2 separate regions of the Homo sapiens genome follow, and region 2 is linked to region 1. Evidence: chromatin contacts called from ENCODE Hi-C data. All regions are on one chromosome and are shown on one strand. The core of a region is the stretch at or near the end of the contact, and the rest is flanking DNA. Distances in the headings are between cores, read along the strand shown.

The links. A loop is a pair of places that touch in the nucleus more often than their neighbours do. Pooled maps may share reads with other maps.
Region 2: a map of CD4-positive, alpha-beta memory T cell shows a loop between it and region 1 (13-fold over the local background). The contact joins the promoter of ULK4 here to the promoter of ACAA1 in region 1. A Hi-C loop is called at or near these places in 1 of 168 maps with a recorded cell type or tissue (CD4-positive, alpha-beta memory T cell), 1 of 37 single-sample maps with no recorded cell type and 7 of 50 pooled maps.

Annotation. Positions count from the first base shown.
Region 1 is chr3:38,135,206-38,142,679 of GRCh38, reverse strand. ACAA1 (acetyl-CoA acyltransferase 1) reads left to right here and starts at 5,553. Exons shown (of 12, transcript NM_001607.4): 1 at 5,553-5,815; 2 at 5,995-6,088. The coding sequence starts at 5,645. It overlaps MYD88 (MYD88 innate immune signal transduction adaptor), which reads right to left and starts at 4,019. Exons shown (of 5, transcript NM_002468.5): 1 at 3,652-4,019; 2 at 2,682-2,816; 3 at 2,112-2,292; 4 at 1,832-1,923; 5 at 1-1,548. The coding sequence starts at 3,979. The coding sequence ends at 1,394. RefSeq lists enhancers at 3,296-3,425, 3,926-4,335, 3,495-4,438.
Region 2 is chr3:41,957,071-41,963,933 of GRCh38, reverse strand. It overlaps ULK4 (unc-51 like kinase 4), which reads left to right and starts at 1,831. Exons shown (of 37, transcript NM_017886.4): 1 at 1,831-1,918. RefSeq lists enhancers at 1,502-1,551, 1,702-1,861.

The DNA of each region.
Region 1 (7,474 bases), core at 4,304-6,803:
GACACCTAAGACCATGGCACCTTCTCCCCAGAGGACAGCCTGAGGGTAAAGTATAAATTGCTCTGGGAAGGAGAGAGGGAGAGAACAGCTGTGTCTGCAGTTCATTGTTGTGTGAGTTTAAGCAGCTCTCTTCCTCTCTCTGTGCTTCATTAGAGGTATAAATACTGGTACATTGGGTCCTTTCCAGAGTTTGGTTTCAATGAGTAGGGACACAAGAGAAAAGGAATAGATGAGTGCCCAATTTTTGTTCAGGGACATGGTTAGGCTCCCTCAGTGATGGGACTTTCCCACCTAGCTGTTCCTGGGAGCTGTACCTAGAAAAACGTGTGTATGCTGGTGCCTGTGTGTGTGAGAGTACATGTCTGTACATATATGTGTGTGTCTGTATGTGAGTCTGTATGTGCCCATGTGCCCACAAGCTTTGGGGCAGGAGGCTTTTATATGGTCGCTGTTTGTAAACAAATAACTTTGTAAGGCAATCAAGGTACAAAGTTGGTGGGAAAGCTCTCTGCAGGTGGCCCAGGGAGGAAGGCTCCCTGCTCACATCATTACAGTGACTCATCCCCAGAACTCATACTTGATGAATATGCCAGAGGCCAGGATCCCTTCTCATGCCAGGTGGAGCTGAGAGCATGACCACAGGCATCCTGACAGGTGGAAATGAAAAGCAGCCCAAGCTGCTCAGGCGAGTCTCTTGGGGACTTGTCACTGCTGAAGGTTGGGCAGAAGCTGGGAGGTGTGAAAGATGCAGATGAGAGGTGGACCCATTAGGAAATAAGGCTCAAGGTGGGGTCTCCTTGGGCTGGGCCAAACTGCTTCCCCACCTGCCCTGTGGGGAAGGAGGAAGTGGAATGGGCGGTGTGCAGAGGCACTGAAGCATCAGTAGGCATCACTGTGGAAGAAGCTGCCCCAGCAGTGTCGTGGTCACAGCAGTGGCCAGCATGTAGTCCAGCAACAGCCAGCTCTCCCGCAGCCAAGCCTGGTCTCCCCCAGGAGACCCAGAGCTATGCTTCACCATTTCCTACAGGGATTCAAACACAGCTACTCTCTGTTCTCCCCATCCCACTCCTCAAGTGAGGAAACTGAGGGTGAAGATGTGTGAATGGCTCAGAGCTGAGCTGGCTCTGCTGGTCCTTCTTAGTCTCAGCTGGTCCTGTTCTATAGTGTCCTGGCTGATAATCCAGCAAGTGGACATGCCACTCACAGCCACTGGTTCCATGCAGGACATGAAATGTGATGTCCAGCTGCTGCAGACGTGTCTGTGAAGTTGGCATCTCCAGGAATTGAGAGGTAAGTAGAGCACAGATTCCTCCTACAACGAAAGGAGGAGGCAGGGCAGAAGTACATGGACAGGCAGACAGATACACACACACCCAGGGCCTCAGAACAGTCTTCAGGGCAGGGACAAGGCCTTGGCAAGGCGAGTCCAGAACCAAGATTTGGTGCAGGGGTTGGTGTAGTCGCAGACAGTGATGAACCTCAGGATGCTGGGGAACTCTTTCTTCATTGCCTTGTACTTGATGGGGATCAGTCGCTTCTGATGGGCACCTGCAAGCCAAGGGGTGCCATGCTGGCATCAGGCCCTTGCCCCATGGTGGGACAAGCCCAGTCTTCAACCCCAGGGTTAACAACAGCCATCCCCCATCTAAGTACCCCTGGCACACATTCACTCACACAAAAAGGCACACACATGCACACATGCTCAGGTGTGCAGAGATCTTCAGCAGTTCTTTGGTACTGCATCCACAGTCCTTGGGGAGGGAAGGCTGACAATCCAGAGGCCCCACCTACACATTCCCTCATTCTCTTGCCAGAGCAGGGTTGAGCTTACCTGGAGAGAGGCTGAGTGCAAATTTGGTCTGGAAGTCACATTCCTTGCTCTGCAGGTAATCATCAGAGACAACCACCACCATCCGGCGGCACCTAGGGGAGAGTGGGCAGGCTGCAGGTCCTGTGGCAACTTAGTTCAGCATATCCCCTGGGAATAGCTTCAGGAAGGGCCCACTGTGCCCAGGCTGGACAGTGCACAGCTAGGAGGAGATGCCCAGTATCTGGACCCCAGGGCAGGGCTTCATGCATCCACGCACCCACCCCGTGGCCTTCTAGCCAACCTCTTTTCGATGAGCTCACTAGCAATAGACCAGACACAGGTGCCAGGCAGGACATCGCGGTCAGACACACACAACTTCAGTCGATAGTTTGTCTGTTCCAGTTGCCGGATCATCTCCTGCACAAACTGGATGTCGCTGGGGCAATAGCAGATGAAGGCATCGAAACGCTCAGGCATATGCCCTGGGTGCAGAGCACAAGGGTGGTGGTCAGAGCTCCATGGGAAGGCTTGGGAGGGATCCAGCCAAGAGTCCCCTGCCTAGGCAACCCTGGGCCCTGCACCCTTCCCAAGATGATACTCCTCAGAGAAAGTGCCCTTTCCAGGAGAGGAAAGATGAGTACCTCAGGGGCTAAGCTCTGGATTAACCACGAGACAGACATTATTTCATGAGCATCTCACAGCAATCCAGAGGTAGGACTATTATCTCCATTTCTTAGGTGAGGAAACTGAGGCTCAGAAAGATTAAGTGACTTGCCCAAGGTCTCACAGCCCATCTGCTTCAAACACCCATGCTCTTAACACCACAATGTCCTATTCCACCTGTCCCATGGGAACAGTATTGGACCCTTACCCAGGGGGTCATCAAGTGTGGTGATGCCCGCCAGCTCTGCTGTCCGTGGGACACTGCTGTCTACAGCGGCCACCTGTAAAGGCTTCTCAGCCTCCTCCTGCTGCTGCTTCAAGATATACTTTTGGCAATCCTCCTCTGTGGGGAAGAGACAGAGTAAAGCAGCCTCCCTGGGAGTGCCTACCTCTTTACCCACAGTCAGGATCCAGCCGCTGTCCCACCTCCTCTGGCTGGGTTGTTCTAGAGGGCTTCCCCAGTTCACTGGTGCCACGCGAAGCTCAACGGCTCTGAGAAGTTGAGCTCCCACTGGCTCTAACTGACCCAAAGGGATGTCAGTGGTGTTCTGGCTTTCTGGAAGGCCATCAAAGTCAGGTTTGTATCTCTGTCCCTTCCTAGGGATCCTAAGAATGGTACCAAGGTAGGTCTGCTTCTTCTGGGATCCAGGGCAGATGTGAGCAAGGGGCTGGGCATGCCAGAAAGGCTCAGGAGACCCACTGGTTATGGTGCAGTGATTCCAACTCAGCAAGGTGTGCCTGTCTGTGGGCGGCTGTATCCAACGCCTATGCATGTATATTATGTAAGTGCCAGTGAGTAGAAAGAAGGGCTGCATTTCCCCAGGACTTGAGGTTTCTAAGACAGTCCACTGTCAATCGCCCCACCTGTCCTGTTGCTCTACTTGAAACAGCCCAGATGCCCCCACAGAAGCCTGATTCTGACTCCTGGCCCTACCTGAAAGCCTCTGCCTAAGCTGCTTCCTTCCCATCTCCGCCTATCCGGACCTTTCTCCAGTCCTTCTTAATAACCGCGACCGGTTATTAAGAAGGAACGGGACCCGCATGGTTCTCCCTCTGCAGGCTTCTTCGGGCCCCCGAGGCAGGAAATGGGGTCTCTCCATGGGAGACAGGATGCTGAGGCCGCGGAAAGTCAGCCTCCTCACCCCCCAGGTACGAGGCCAGGAAGGGGACGTCCTCACCAATGCTGGGTCCCAGCTCCAGCAGCACGTCGTCGCGGCCCAGCTTGGTAAGCAGCTCGAGCAGTCGGCCTACAGAGGCGCCAGGGCGTCCCTGCCAGGCGTCCAGCAGCCTGCCAGTGGGGTCCGCTTGTGTCTCCAGTTGCCGGATCTCCAAGTACTCAAAGTCCATCTCCTCCGCCAGCGCGGTCCAGTCGGCCGCCACCTGTGTCCGCACGTTCAAGAACAGAGACAGGCGGCGCCGCACTCGCATGTTGAGAGCAGCCAGGGGAAGGGAGGATGTGGAGGAGACCGGGGCCGCAGACCCCGCGCCGGGACCTCCTGCAGCCATGGCGGGCGGTCCTGGAGCCTCAGCGCGGTCGGGTCGCATTGTCTGCCAGCGCTTCCTCTTTCTCCTGCGGCACCCGCCCCGCCCCGCCGGCTTTCGCTTTCCGAGAAGCGCCGCCCTGCCCTACAATCTGGAGCCCCGAGCAAAAGTGCGGAGGCGGGGGTGCCCACCTCTACCCTTGAGGTCTCGAGGCGGGTGATGTGGGGGGCGTAAGAAGTAGGAATCTGCCTTTTGAGATCTGGAGAGGTCCACGGCACCGCCCTCGAGGGTCTGGTGATGGTGCTAGTAGGTTGGCGGCGGAGTGAGGACGACCCTCCTTCGGGGGTTGTAGGAAACGGGCCTTGCTTTTTGGGATCTGGTGGAGCCACAGTTCTTCCACGGAGGAATCTGAGGGGTTCATACGGTCCTGCCCTCGAGGATGGCGAGGAGGGGACAAGTGGGAAGGCACCAGCTCTGCCCTCCACTGTCTCTGGGGAACACGCAATCCTGCCAGTAGGGGTATGGGAAGACCCCTGCTGTGCTCCCCGAGGTGGGAGTGGGAAACGGACAGCTGCCTTCTGGAGCCTGAGGCATGCCGTGGCCCTGCCCTCGAAATGGTTGGGGACGTCATGACACTAGGTTGGGGAGCACAAGGCACCCTGTCCTTTGGTGTCTGTGGAAAGCCCAGCACTACTCTCCAGGGTCTCAGGTGAAGACATGGCCCTGCTATTGGGAGTCAAGGGGGCACGTGGCCTTGCCCTTTAGGTTTAGGGACACAGTCCTGACCTGGGGAGCCCTGGTTCATTCATTTACTCATTCGACAAGTACTTATTGATCATCTACTAAGTGTCAAGGGTGTCGCAGGCTCCCCGGATACATGGTACCTCTCTGCCTTGGTGGAGACCCCAGCCTAGCACGGGAAATGGGCACTAATAAAATCATTCCAATTGGGTGTAAAACTGGTAAAAGTGTGAAATGTTCATTCTCCAGTTAGAGAGCTTGTCACACCCCGCATGTCTGTAAAATCTGTTCTCCCGGCCAGCCCGGAAGCCCAAATTCCCTGTCTTCTCGAAAGAATGGGAAAGCCCAACCACGTCGGAGCAGGACTCGGGCGTCTCGGAAGTATTTAGGTCCCCCAGCTCGGGTACTGGGACCGGAGGGATAGCAGAGCCTCCTAGGAAGTGGGTAGAGGAATTAGAGCCTCGGCTTCCATCTCCAGCCCCCAAGCAGTAAGCGGTCCTGGCTGCCCAGCCTTCCGTTTGGCTGCGGGCAGGAGACAGGGATTTGGGGGTCAGGTCTCGGGTTTGGCTACAAAAGGTGGAAAGACTTCCGGTCTGCATTTCTGGGCGGGGATTCGTAAAGATACACCTTCTGGTTGGCTGCGGTAGGCCAAGGTAGGCGGGGCATTGAGTGGAAAGCTCGGCTGGGCGGTGCCTGTGGGCCCTCCTATAGAGGGCTTGGTAGGCGGTGGCGGGGAGGGGCGGGTTCCCAGGCCGACTCTCCTTGTGGTTGGCTGAGGCTGGAGGTGGACGGGACTTTTGGAGGGTCGCTCGCGTCTGTTCGCAGAGCTGTGGGCGGAGTTGAGGCCTTGGAGGCTGAGATGTGGTTCTGCGCGTGTGCGGACGGCTGTCTGTTAACTCCGCGGTCAGTTCCCGGACTGGTGGCTGGTCTGCAGGGTTGACCTGCGCAATGCAGAGGCTGCAGGTAGTGCTGGGCCACCTGAGGGGTCCGGCCGATTCCGGCTGGATGCCGCAGGCCGCGCCTTGCCTGAGCGGTGCCCCGCAGGCCTCGGCCGCGGACGTGGTGGTGGTGCACGGGCGGCGCACGGCCATCTGCCGGGCGGGCCGCGGCGGCTTCAAGGTGAGGCCCGAGGGTCTGGGCGCCGAGTGTGGGAAGACGCCGGCGCGGGCTGGGGTCCGGTTCGTATGTTTGGTTATCCTGGACGCCGGAGGCAGCTCCGCACCCAGCTGTGGTCGCTTTGTCTCCCTGGGGTGGGCATGGGGGAGTGGGGGTCACTGCGGCTGCTCTTTCTGCTGCAGGACACCACCCCCGACGAGCTTCTCTCGGCAGTCATGACCGCGGTTCTCAAGGACGTGAATCTGAGGCCGGAACAGCTGGGGGACATCTGTGTCGGTGAGCGAACCACTCAGGCCCTGCGCTGGGCCTTCCCCGTTCTTCCGTTCGTCCAGAGCTCTCCTCACCTCCCCGCCCCGAATTTTCACTGGGGGAACCTCCATGGCCTTGACCTTTGAAGGGGTCCTGCCCCTTCACACCTGTGGGTATTTCTCGTCAGATGGGAGGAGAGACTGAGAAAAGAAATAAGACGCAGAGACAAAGTGTAGAGTGGGCCCAGGTGACCGGCATCGGTCTCCGAGTTCCCTCAGTATTTATTGATTACTATTTTCACTATCTCGGCAAGGGGAGTGCGGCAGTGTGGGGGAAAGGAAGAGAGATCAGACTGTTACTGTGTCTGTGTAGAAAAGGAAGACAGAAGAAACTCCATTTTGATCTGTACTAAGAAAAATTTTTCTGCCTTGAGATGCTGTTAATCTGTAGCCTTAGCCCCAACCCTGTGCTCACAGAAACATGTGCTGTATTGAATCAAGGTTTGAGGGATTTAGGGCTGTGCAGGATGTGGCTTGTTAACCATTTGTTTGCAGGCAGTATGCTTGGTAAAAGTCATCGCCATTCTCCATTCTCGATTAACCAGGTACACAGTGCACTGCGAAAGGCCGCAGGGACCTCTGCCCAAGAAAGCCTGGGTATTGTCCAGGTTTCCCCCCACTGAGATTGTCTGAGATATGGCCTAGTGGGAAGGGAAAGACCTTACAGTCCCCCAGCCCGACACCCGTAAAGGGTCTGTGCTGAGGAGTATTAGTAAAAGAGGAAGGCCTCTTTGCAGACACCCGTAAAGGGTCGGTGCTGAGGAGTATTAGTAAAAGAGGAAGGCCTCTTTGCAGTTGAGATAAGAGGAAAGCATCTGTCTCCTGCTTGTCCCTGGGAATGGAATGTCTTGGGTGTAAAACCCAACCATACATTCTATTTACTGAGATAGGAGAAAACCGCCTTATGGCTGCAGGTGAGACATGCTGGCGGCAATACTGCTCTTTACTGCACTGAGATGTTTGTGTAAAGTCAAACATAAATCTGGCCTATGTGCACATCCAGGCACAGCACCTTTCCTTAAACTTACTTATGACACTGAGTCCTTTGCTCACATTTTTTCCTGTTGACCCCCTCCCCACCATTACCTTATAGTAATGGTATATAATGCCACATCCCTCTTGCCAAGATAGTAGAGATAGTGATCAATAAATACTGAGGGAACTCAGAGACCAGTGCTGGTGTAGGTCCTCAATTGCTGAGCACCAGTCCCCTGGGCCCACTTTTCTTCCTCTATACTTTGTCTCTGTGTCATTTCTTTTCTCAGTTTCTCGTCTCCACCTTGCGAGAAATACCCACAGGTGTGGAGGGGCAGGCCCTCTTCAGGCAAAACGGGGTGAACAGGGTGATGGTGGG
Region 2 (6,863 bases), core at 582-3,081, 3.8 Mb before region 1:
AAGTATGAACTTACATAAACGGGTTACATAACAAGTGGAATATGCGCCTGTGTCCTAAACTCGCTGAGCCACTCTGGCCCGGATGTCCACCTTGGCCTATTCCTTGACCAAAGCACATCCATATACCCTACAATTGGCAATTGGTTAAAAGAGTTATTATATAAAGACCTGGAGCCAATAGAAGGCAGTGTCTGGGTTGAGATAAGAGGTTGCAGAGACCAGGGTTCTTGTTCTGCAGATGAAGCCTCTATGTAGCAGGTTTCAGAGAGAATAGATTGTAAATGTTTCTTATCAGACTTAAAACAGGTGTCAGGTTCTCAGTTAATTCTCTCCAGCATCAGGGAAAAGACCTGGAAAGACAAGGGGATTCTTTACAGAATGTAGATTCCCCCCAGAAGAGATAGCTCTGCAAGGCCATTTCAAAATATGTCAAATAAATATATTTGGCCAGGCACGGTGGCTCACACCTGTAATCCCAGCACTTTGGGAGGCCAAGGCGGGTGGATCACCTGAGGTCAGGAGTTCAAGATGAGCTTGGCCAACACAGTGAAACCCTGTCTCTACTAAAAATACAAAAATTAGCTGGTGTGGTGGCACACGCCTGTAATCCCAGCTACTTGGGAGGCTGAGGCAGGAGAATCACTTGAACCCAGGAGGTGGAGGTTGCAGTGAGCCGAGATTGCGCCACTGCCCTCTAGTCTGTGTGATGCAGCGAGACTGTCTCAAAAAAAATATATATATATATACGTATATGAGTATATATGTATACATAAGAGTATATGTGTGTGTGTGTTTGTCTATGTGTGTGTATATATATATCAGGATAAAATACTTCAATGTCTTTTGGGGCCTGCTGCCATGTTGGTATCTTATTGCTGCAAAAAAGTCTGTTTTGTCAGTCTTAAGGTCTCTGTTTAATGTTAACGCTGGTCAGCTGTGCCTGTATTCCAACGGGAGGAGGGTATAATGAGGCCTGTCCCACCCCATCTTCCCATCATTGCCTGAGCTAGTTCTTCAGGTTAACTTTGGCGTGCCTTTGGCCCAGAGGAGGGATCCACTCAGTTGGTAGGGGGGCTTGGAACTTTTATTTTTAGTTTACACAATCAACTTGAGATCAGAGTGTCTCATCTGTTTCCTCCATCTCCAAAAAGGAAGGTAATTCACAGCCTTCTCTTTTCTAAATGGTGAGGACCCCGGGGCCCCTGCTTCTGAGGCGTTGGTTATCCAGACTATGCCACCATGTCTACCTGAGCTCCCAGAAGAAGCCAGAAAGAAAAGAATGGAAGGAAACAGAAGGACAGTGGGAACGGGAAGAGAAGAAATGACGAGGTCTCAGTTCTCCACACTCTAGCCTCAGCACCCACTTAAGATTGAAGAGTAGTCCCTCACGGGCTCCCACTTCGGACTCTGGCCAATAGGAACTGAGACTCTTAACCAATCAGCGCTTTGCGTTTTTCCAGCGTTCTGCGTGCTGCCATGGAGATGGAATGAGCAAATCCAAACATAGAGGGATGGTGGGCCGACCACTATGACTGTTACTCCAGCACTTCCCGCCCCAGTCTCTGGCCTGTGGGCTCGTCCAAAGGCAGGGCGTGATGCCCTTTGGGTGGAGGGAGGGGCCCTCGTGGTCTCTCACTTCCGGGCCCCAGCCAACAGGAACGGAAACTGCACAGCCAGTCGGCTTCCTGAGCTTCTTCCGGCGTTCTGTGTGCTGCCGTGGAAACCGTATGGACGAATCCAAACCTGGAGGGGCGTCGCCTCCGTAAGGCTGGTCGGCTTCTTCCGCGCGTTCCGCTTTGCTTCACTGCTTTCTCCCCCATTCTTGGGCCTGTGGACCTGTCCTGAGGCAGAGGCCGAGATGCGCGCAACCGCGGGAGCAGCCAAGTGGACTGGACTCTTTTCTTGACTTAGCTACCAGGTGCGTGGCAGTGGCGGTTTTAGTAGCTACGAGTCTGAGTTCGTGTCTGCCTAAGCGGTCGCGGAAGAGCGCGCAGGCCTGCCGGGGCGGGTGGGTGGTGGCGCCTGGCCGCCCTCTCTCCTTCTGCCAGTGGACCCCGTACCCCCTGCGCTCCCCTGCTTTGCGCTCGTGTTAAAAAAGCCGCCCGTTTTTATCCGGGCGTTAGTTAAGGGCACACGGGACGCCTCTTCTAGGACCTGGGTGCAGCGGGGAGAGAGAGTGCTTGTGTGTTTCGGCTTGGGAGATGTGCTTTATGGACGCCATCTCTTAACTTCCCAGAGCGGACCGCGTCTTCACCGCCCTGCAGCGCTTCCTAGGCTCCCAGCCGGTCTCGCGGACTGATGCCTACGGACGTAGCGAGGCCGCGAAAGCCGCCGATTCGCCCGCCGCGAGTTGCCTGGGGAGCGGGGGGGGGGGGGGGGGGGGTGAGTGACTACGTAGCGCCCCTGAGTCTGTGATAATTGAGTCTGTGAAGTGCGGCGAGGAGGAGCACCTATGGAGTGCTTAGTGTGGCGCGCGCCATCGGTTACATCTCGGGGTTGATTTGGCTGGCATTTCGCAGACTTGAGCGCATCCCAGTCACCCCAGGGCGTGTAGTAACACAGAAGGCCAGGCCCTACCGCCGTAGTGTATGATTCCGTAAATTTGGGGCAGGGCCGATAACTTTTTCTTTTGTATTAAGTCCCAGGTGATGCTCATGCTTCTGGTGCGGGAGTCATGATTGTGCTGAAAGTGGGCACCTGTGCGCTCTTATCACCTGTTCGCTCTCAGCGTTCCTTGAATGTAGGACCTGCCCCCGACTCTTAAATGCCTCATTTGCACCTGTATGTGATTTGCTCTGCCTTCTGGCTTCTTAGATGCTTCTTAGGTGAACTTGTGAATTAAGAGAGACTTCCTTAGGAGCACTATAGGTTAAGAGACTAAACTGTGGTTTCTGGGAAAGCACACTCGAGTGAGAAAACCATGAAGAAACCTAAGGAAGTGATGACTACGAAAGTCAGGGGGTGGTTAACTTTTGGGGATCAGGAGGGGTGGTGATTGAGACAGGCTCACAGAGGGGCTGCTTGTGTGGCTGGCAAAGTCCTATTTCCTGACTTTGGGTGGTGATTAGAAGGGTGTCCCTCTTTAGTAATTCATTAAACTATGTATTCTGTGGAGTTTTCTGTACTTGTGTTTTATTTTATAATTAAGAGGTTACAGCTTTAAAAATGAATATTAGGAAGTCTGTAATGGGGAACGTGTTTGGACTGAGTCAAAGAATCTTAAAGTCATGGAATTTCAACTATTAATAAGTTATTGAAAGATAACTTAGTGCCAGGCGCGGTGGCTCACACCTGTAATCCTAGCACTTTGGAAGGCCGAGGCAGGCGGATCACTTGAGGCCAGGAGTTCTAGACCAGCCTGGGCAACATAGTGAAACTCCATATCTACCAAAAACACAAAAAATTAACTGGGTGTGGTGGTGTGCCAGAGGCTGAGGTGGCTACTCTGGAGGCTGAGGCACGAGAATCGTTTGAACCCTGGAGGTGGAGGTTGCAGTGAGCCTAGATCTTGCCCCTGCACACCAGCCTGGGCCACTGAGTGAGACCCTGTCCAAAAAAAAAAAAGAAAATCATTTGATCCAATTCTTATTTTACTCTAAGGAAACAGCCTTAGAGAGGAGAAATGCTTGAAAGTAACAAACCACCCTATCTAAGCAGATTTATAACTAATGTGTTTTGTTAATTTCAGACTGAAATTGTCCACATGTGACTTGATGGTCAGATGTGACTAAAGATTAAGGAAATGAATTTGGCCTAAATCAAATTCAAAATTTCAAGATGGGCTGGATGGTGGCTTGCACCTGTAATTCCAGAATTTTGGGAGGCTGAGGCAGGAGGATTGCTTGAGCCCAGGGGTTCAAGACCTAGCCTCCTTTAAAAAAAAAAAAAATCAAGATTTTACTTAATTTTTTCCCTTGTAGCCTAAAACCTTATTTTCAAGAAATCAGTTATACATACTGTATGAAAACTTATTTTATCATCTTATCCTGAGATATCCTAATGTAGACAATTTGTGAACACTTAAGGTTTCTGATTATATTTTTTCTGGCTTAGTAACTTCCCATCTTAACATACTGTCAGTTTAATCTTATTTTGGTTATAATACATACCATATAGCTGGGACTACAGGCATGCACCACCATGCCAGGCTATTTTATTTGTGTAGAGTCGGGATCTCACCATGTTGCCCAGGCTGGTCTTGAACTCTTGGCTTCAGACAATCCTGCCTCCACCTCCGAAAGCGTTGGGATTACAGACATGAGGCACTGTGCTAGGCCAGGATTGGTTCTTTTTAATGAATGGGTTTTAGAACGAAGAGGGATGTAAAAAGGACTTAGGGAAACCGTCATTAAAAGAAAGATACTAACCAGTGCCTTTTTGTTTTTAATTAATTAATTATTATTATTTTTTTTGATATGGAGTCTCTTGTCACCCAGGCTGGAGTGCAGTGGCGCAATCGGCTCACTGCAACCTGTGCCTCCTGGGTTCAAGCCATTCTCTTGCTTCAGCCTCCGGAATAGCTGGGATTACAGGCGCCCGCCACCATGCCTGGCTAATTTTTTTTTTTTTTGAGATGGAATCTTGTTCTGTTCCTCAGGCTGGAGTGCAGTGGCGCGATCTTGGCTCACTGCAGCCTCCGCCTCCCGGGTCCAAGCAATTCTCTGCCTCAGCCTCCCGAGTAGGTGGGACTACAGGCGCGTGCCACCATGCCTGGCTAATTTTTTGTATTTTTAGTAGAGATGGGGTTTCACTGTGTTAGCCAGGATGGTCTTGATCTCCTGACCTCAGGTGATCCACCCTCCTCGGCCCCCCAAAGTGCTGGGATTACAGGCGTAAGCCACTGCACCTGGCCTAATTTTTGTATTTTTAGTAGAGATGGGGTTTCGCCATGTTGGCCAGGCTGGTCTTGAACTCCTGACTTCAGGTGACCTACCTGCCTTGGCCTCCCAAATTGCTGGGATTATAGACGTGAGTCATTGCACCCTGCCCATAAATAAAAGTTTTAATGGAACTCAGCCATATCCATCCCTTTGCTTATTGTCTCTGGTTGCTTTTGTAGTTCAAGAGCAAAGGTGAGTAGCTGTGACAGAAACCATAAGGTCTGTAAAATCTAAAATGTTTACCCGCTAACATTTTGTAGAAAAAAGCTTTCCTCTCCTAGAACAATCTTGGATTTTTTTTTCATCTGTAAAATGAGTTTCCTTAATTTTTTTTTTTTTGAGACAGTTTCACTCTTGTCACCCAGGCTGGAGTGCAATGGTGCAATCTCAGTTCACTGCAACCTCCCTCTGCCTTCTGGGTTCAAGCCATTCGCCTACCTCACCTTCTTGAGTAGCTGGGATTACAGGTGCGCGCCACCATTCCTGGATAATTTTTTTTTTTTTTTGTATTTTTAGTAGAGATGAGGTTTCACCATGTTGGCCAGCCTGGTCCTGAACTTGTGACCTCAGGCGATCCGTCCGACTCGACCTCCCAAAGTGCTGGGATTACAGGCGTGAGCCACCGCATCTGCCAATATATTCACCAGTTTTGTTATTAATTTTTGAAGTCTTAAAAAATTTTTAATTGTAAAATACACATAAAATTTACCATCTTAACCCTTTTTAAGGGTACAAGTTTAGTAGAGCTTAAGAACAGTTACATTGTTGTGCACCAGTCTCTAAAACTTCATTTTTGCAAAAGCAAAATATATTACATTTTGCTTATCCATGTATCAGCGGACACAAGTTGCTTCCATGTTTTAACTATTGTGAATAATGCTGCTGTGAATATGTGGGGTACAAATATCTCTGAGACCCTGCTTTTAATTCTTTAATATACCCATATTGAGGTATGATCTACCAGTAATTGTATGTATTTGAGGTGTACAAGGTTTTTTTTTTTTTTTTTTGAGAAAGGGTCTCACTTCGTTGCCCAGGCTAGAGTGCAGTGGTGAGATCTTGGCTCACTGCAACCTCTGCCTCCCGGGTTCAAGCTATCCTCCTGCCTCAGTCTCCCAAGTAGCTGGGACTACATGCACAGGCTACCACTGCTGGCTAATTTTTAAAAATTTTTAAATATCTTGTAGAGATGATGTGTTGCCATGTTTCCCAGGTTGGTGTCAAACTCCCGGCGTCAATTGAACCTCCCTCCTTGGCCTCCCAAAGTGGTGGAATTACAGGCATGAGCTACTGAGTTCAGCCCAATGTGCTTTTTTAATTTTTAATTTTTTTTTTTTTTCTGAGACATGGTCTCACCCTGTTGTCCAGGCTGGAGTACCATGGTGCAGTTGTAGCTCACTGCAGCCTCAATCTCCTGGGCTCAAGCAGTTCTTTTGTCTTGGCCTCCCAAAGGGGTGAGATTATAGGTGCGAGCAACCGTGCCTGGCCAATGTGCTGTTTTGATATGTAGATATGTTGTGAATTTCTGGAAAGTTTAATATAGTCTAACATATCTTTCCAGAGAGATGCCAGGTTATGAAAGATTGATTTTTTTTTTTTTTTTTTGAGTGGTGCTCTGTCTCCCAGGCTGGAGTACAGTGGCACCATCTTAGCTCACTGCAACCTCTGCCTCCTGCGTTCAAGTGATTCTCCTACCTTCAGCCTCCCGAGTAGCTGGGATTACAAGCGTGTGCCACCATGCCTGGCTAATTTTTGTATTTTTAGTAGAGATAGGATTTTGCCATGTTGGTCAGGCTGGTCTCAAACTCCTGACCTCAGGCGATCAGCCCACCTCGGCCTCCCAAAGTGCTGGGATTACAGGTGTGAGCCACTGCACCCAGCCTGAAAGAATGATTTTAATGAATTACTTAGATTAAATTGTCATATATTGTTTATGACTAATTCCACTTTAACTGAAATTCTAAATAAGATGTAGTCTGATAA